2 separate regions of the Homo sapiens genome follow, and region 2 is linked to region 1. Evidence: read pairs that join two places in POLR2A ChIA-PET (ENCODE). Cell type or tissue: Caco-2. All regions are shown on one strand. Each heading gives the region's core, and the rest is flanking DNA. Links, peaks and the distances in the headings are about the cores only. Region 1 overlaps ACAA2 (acetyl-CoA acyltransferase 2). Region 2 overlaps LOC105372112 (a long non-coding RNA gene).

Evidence for each region. Peaks named below come from ENCODE experiments on the same cell type or tissue, not always from the same donor. Only the 100,000 strongest peaks of a DNase experiment are listed, where the experiment ranks them.
Region 2: POLR2A ChIA-PET joins it to region 1 with 5 read pairs; 2 of 35 experiments call an interaction of 5 or more read pairs at or near these places.

What each region holds. Positions count from the first base shown.
Region 1 is chr18:49,805,777-49,808,587 of GRCh38, reverse strand. The region is part of intron 1 of ACAA2 (acetyl-CoA acyltransferase 2); the gene reads left to right. Among named protein-coding and RNA genes, the nearest start is that of ACAA2, 6.4 kb to the left of the region's middle. In Caco-2, for the core only: no CTCF peak of the experiment used is centred there; no DNase peak of the experiment used is centred there.
Region 2 is chr18:49,729,982-49,732,792 of GRCh38, reverse strand. The region is part of intron 3 of LOC105372112 (a long non-coding RNA gene); the gene reads right to left. Among named protein-coding and RNA genes, the nearest start is that of ACAA2, 82 kb to the left of the region's middle. In Caco-2, for the core only: no CTCF peak of the experiment used is centred there; DNase peaks (open chromatin) are centred at 622 and 1,722; H3K4me3 peaks cover 752 bases.

The DNA.
Region 1 (2,811 bases), core at 305-2,804:
CCTACCGATATGTGATGTCACCCCCGGCGGCCCAGCTGTAAAATTCCTCTCTTTGTACTCTTTCTGTTTCTCAGACCGGCCGACACTTAAGGAAAATAGAACCTACACTGAAATATTGGGGGGCGGGTTCCCATGATAGGACATCGTGGTTGCCTTCAAGTTTTAACAATTAGGAATAAACATTTGTTTGCAGGTTTTTGTTTGAACATAAGTTTTCAAATCATTTAGGTAAATACAAGGAACCTGATTGCTGTATCATACATATGGTTAGGTGTGTTTAGTTTTATAAGAAACTGCCAAAGTGTCTTCCAAGCTGGCCATACCATTTGCATTCCCACCAGCAGTGAATGAATTTCTGTTGTTCCACATCCTCACCAGTGTTTGGTGTTGTCAGTGTTTGGGATTTTAGCCTTTCTAAAATCCAAAAGACTAATAGTTGTGTAGTAGTATCTCATTGTTTTAATTTGCAATTCCCTAATGACATACAATGTTGAGCATCTTTTCATATGCTTATTTGCCATCTGTATATCTTCTTTAGTAAGGTATCTGTTCAGATCTTTTGCCCATTTTTAAATTGGGTTGCATGGGTTTTTTTTTTTTTTTTTAATTGCTGAGCTGTAAGAACACTTTGTATGTTTTGGATACCAGTCCCTTATCAGTTAGGTGTTTTTATAAATATTTTCTCCTAGTCTGTCGCTTGTCTTTTCATTCTCTTAACAGCATCTTTTGCAGAGCAGAGGTTATTTATTCATTTGTTTTTAGAGGGTCCCGCTCTGTCACCCAGGCTGGAGTACAGTGGTGTGAACACGGCCACTGTAGCCTTGACCTCCTGGGCTCTAGCAGTCCCCTTGCCTCAGCCTCCCAAGTGGCTAGGACCACAAGCACACACCACCATGCTTGGCTGATTTCTTAATTTTTTATAGAGACAGGGTCCCATCATGTCTCCCAGGCTGGTCTCAAACTCCTGGGCTCAAGCAGTCCTCCCACCTTGGCCTTCCAAAATGCTGGGATTATAGGCATGAGCCACTGCACACAGCCAGAAGTTTTCTATTTTAATGAAGTCCAACCTAAGTTTTCCCTTCATGGATCCTGCTTTTGGTGTTAGATCTAAAAAATTATCACCAAACCCAAAGCCATGTAGATTTTTCTCGTATGTTCTAAGAGTTTTGCATTTTATATTTAAGTCTATGATCTCTTTGTTTTTGTTTCTGTTTTTTTAGATAAGAGATCTCACTCTGTCACCCAGGCTGGAGTGCAGTGACTTGATTGTAGCCCACGGTAGCCTTGAACTCAGCCTCCTGAATAGCTGGGACTACAGGCACATGCCACTATGCCCAACTAATTTTTTACATTTTTTAGAGATGGGGATCTCGCTATGTTGCCTAGGCTGGTTTCAAACTCCTATCCTGACACAGTCCTCCCACCTCAGCCTCTTGAGTAGCTGAGATTATAGGCTTGAGCCACAGTGCCCAGCCCACTATCAAAGTTGACGCATTTTTGCCTGGATTCATTTTGTTTGGTATATAGATGTTTTGTTGTTCCAGCACTGTTTGTTGGAAAGACGATCCTTTTTCCAGTGAATTGCCTTTCCTCCTTTGTCAGACCTTGAGGTTCTGGCTTTGTTTTTTAATCTTTTTTTTTTCATCTGTTCTTCAGATTGGTTAATTTCTATTTATCTATCTTCAAAGTCGCTGAATTTTTCTCCTTTCATTTCTATTTTGCTGTTAAGCCCATCCAGGGAATTTTTTATTTCAGGTATTTTCCAGTTTTGGAATTTCCATTTTGGATTTTTATAGTATGTATTTCTTTACTGAGATGTCCTATGTTTTATTAGGAGCATATTTTCCTCTACATCCTTGAGCATAGTTGTAATAGAATGCTATTTTAAAATCCTTGTCTGCTAATTTCAGTGTCTGGGTCTTCTTGGGATTGGTCTCTGTTGATTGTCATATTTTTTGTTTCCTCATATGTGGATTAACTTTGAATTATATTATGAATATTGCAGATGGAACATTGTGGAGACTGGATTCTGTTATAATCCTGCAGACAGAACTGACTTATTGATTGGTTGGCTATTTATTTTTTGTAGACAGTTACTTTGCCTACAAAATCACCCCCATGCACCCCCGTGATAAACTATGTCTCCCCTTGTAGTGGGCAGCAGCTTAAATCTAAGTTCAGTTTTTTAAGGCTTGGCTTAGGTGCTTGTGGTCTGACCTACACATGAATGGCTAAGGAGTCAGCCAAATATTTGGGCAGAGTTTATATGTGAAATTTGGAATCTCGCTCTATGGTGCTCCTCTTTCCCAGATTCTCATTCACTTTCTAGTGGCTGTGCTTACCATGAATTTTATTCTCTGATTCTTCAAGCCAGTAAGACTGTTTCTGAGTTCTAGCCATTCCATGCATCATGGACTGTTAGTCTTCAAGTTAGTTGCTATAAATAAATTGGACACTTACCCTGTTCTGTTCCCTTCCTCTAAGTATCAACTCTTCTCCTTACCTGTCTAGTTTTGTTCATTTCCAAGACCGTCAGGTAGTAGTTGTTCTTATATATTGTCTGGAGTTTTTCATTGTTATCTGTTGGAGGGTTGGTCAGATAGGAGCATAGTAGGCCATGACCAGAAGCAGAACTAATGAAATTAGGAAGAAGGCATGGAAAGAGGAAAGAAGAATGAAATAAAGCAACCACTGATAGGCCAGGTGCAGTAGCTCATGCCTATAATCCTAGCAGTTTGGGAGGCCAAGGTGGGAGGATTGCTTGAGCCCAGGAGTTCGAGACCAGCCTGGGAAACATAGCAAGACCCCATC
Region 2 (2,811 bases), core at 181-2,680, 76 kb after region 1:
ACACTACTGCACTCCAACCTAGGCAACAGAGCAAGATCCTGTTTAAAAAAAAAAAAGGAAAAAGAAAAAATGGAGGCCTTCCTGGGAGAGAGAGCAGCATTGCAGAGACATGGAGGAGGAGAGGGTTAATGTGTTCCAAGAATAGCAAACAGTTTAGTAATGCCCAGGCATCAGGGGCTGCAGGGCTGGGTGGGCAGGAATGCAGGAGGGAGGCTGAGCAGCTCAGCCAGGGTCATATCAAGGGTCTAATGAAGTCTCCCCATATCTGGTCCTATCTCAGTTTTCTGAGCCCGACAAAGTAGACGTAATACTTTCTTATTCTCCATATAGAAATCCTTAGGTATATAAACACAAATGCCAAAGCCCAAAAATATGCATTTTAGAATACTCAGCTCTTCTCCAAGTTAAAAAACCCAGGGTGGCCTATATGGCCAAATGGCCCTGAGCTCATCCCCTGAGGAACTGATTCAAGCTTCTCTACAGGAGCCACTGTGCACAGGCAAGAACTAGCCTGTGGCGAAGGAAGCCAAACAGCCAGTCACCTAAGCAAGGTCAACAAAGGCTGGGGGAAAGCAGTCATTGCTCAGTAGTGTCTTGCCTCCAGCCTCACTCTCATCATTCAGAAGCCTGCTCCAGTGTCCCCTCCCCTTCATAGCTCCCTCACCTCCCCAGACTGAATTCCTTCTTCCTAGGTATGTTTCTGGGCCTTGCATGGACTTGCATAAGTACACATATCACTGTGTCTTATGGTTCACTTAATAACATGTTCTGAGTCTGTAAATTCCTTGAAAGCAGGAACTATGTCCTAATAATCTTTCTCTCGCACAACATAACACAGGGCTTGGTATACAGTAGAAATTCAATAAATATTTATTCAACTAGGCTGAACTTTGGGATCTGGCAAGAGATGCATTAGATGACCATGACGATCAAAAGAACCATGGCTGAAGAATAGGAGTGGAAAATAACTACCGGGGGATGGCCGATTTGGCACCCCAGTGCCAAAGCTACAAAGAGAGAAAATCTGACTCAAATTCGTTATATGAAAAGAATTTCTCATGACTAAAAAGTCCCGGGAGAACTTCAGGTGAAGCTTGATCTGTGAGCTCAAACAATATTACCAGGATTCAGTCTGTGTCTCCTGTGTTTATTCTCTGGGCTGTCTTTATTCTCTGTCTCTATGTGGGGCAAGAGTTGCATGGCAGGTCCAGGCCCTCACTGTCCAGGTTTGTGCATAGCTAGAAAGACCATGTGCCTTACTCTCAGTAAGTACAGGAAAAGTGGCATTGATTATCACCAGCTCTGCTGAAATACTTTCCACCCGGAACCAATCACAGCAGCCAGGGGAATGGGATATTCTGATTTTACAGCTGTAAGATAAAGATGATGGCCAGTCTGCAAGTACTGTGCTCATGGCAAATCATGTGACTCACTCTCTGGTACAAATGGGCCCCCTGCAAGTTTAAGCAGGGGACTGTGGTTCAAGAGTCATTATCAGGCACCCCAGCTCTGCCCGTAATTAGCATGTGAACAGGGCAAGTCACTTCACACAGCTTCCCAGACTTCGATCTCCTTATCTCTGTGGGACCCTCTCCAGTGATCTCTCTTGGAAAGATTACTTGCCAAGCTCCACCCTTCCAGCAACAGCACCCTGAAGGCCTGTCTGCCCTAGTTCCTACCTTTGCCCCAGCAGCTCCTCTGGCCATTCCCACCTCCAGCCGCAGGTGTCTGACCACAGATGTCACCTGAGCCTGGAGCCTGGGCATTTGCATTTGGGTTTCTGTCCCTCTGGATTCCAGGAGTCACTGCCCATCCCAAAGGCCTCGGGCCCTGAGGAGCACAGCCTCACGCAGGAGAATTTCCAGGTGAAGGAGGCTTTATTTACACAGCACCTACACTGAGCCACTGGAAAATTGTCTGAGATTTTTTTGACTAAGGAGCAGACAGAGGGAGTGCAATAAGTTTGAGAATGTCAGGTTTGATCCAGGAAGACACCAGACCATGGGAGGCAGCAACATGCAACAAGCTATATTCGGTGGCACTTGGACAGTGTGGAAGGAGACGGTGTGTCCCTCCCGGCAAGGGGCCTTCTGCAGCTGGCAGGCAAGACCACCACCCAGAAGGGGAGTAGGGCTAGGGTTGGGGAGCTCCTGGGGAAGAAAGGGGAGTTGTCCGGGTGATGTCCCTCCACAAGGTGGGGAGTCCCTGGGTCCAAGAGCTCTGAAGGGCAGCAGCGATGTGGAGTCCTTCACAGCCACAGGGTTTGTCTTATCCATGGTCAGCAGATGTTGGAATATGCAAAATAGGTAGGCTCTAAATGGCCAGAAATACAGATGCTCCCCAACTTACGATGGGGCTGCCTCCTGACAAGCCCATCATAAGCTGAAAATGTCTAACCCCATGGAAGGTCAGAGAGCGTACCGAATGCACAGTGCTTTTACACCATTGTAGAGCTGAAACATTTTTAACTGAACCATTGTAAGTCAGGGACCATCTGTATGTTTATTTGGATGATATTCCAAGCAATTGGATATGTAAGAATTTGAGTTTAGCACTGGCTGGCTTTGGGCTAATGGTCCTAGCCTGCTGTGAATAAATGAACAAGACAGGAACATGTTAGGCCAAGCCACTGAGGCCACACTTGGCCCGTTCACATAACAGTGAGATGCAGCTGAGCGAGTATGTCTCCCAGATGTGGGTCCCCCACCAGCCAGGCATGTGTAGAACCCCCATCAGATAAATTGAAATTATCCCCAGAAAACTCAACCCTCCAGGGCCTGAGGAAGTTCCCACTGTGATTTTCTTTCAAGG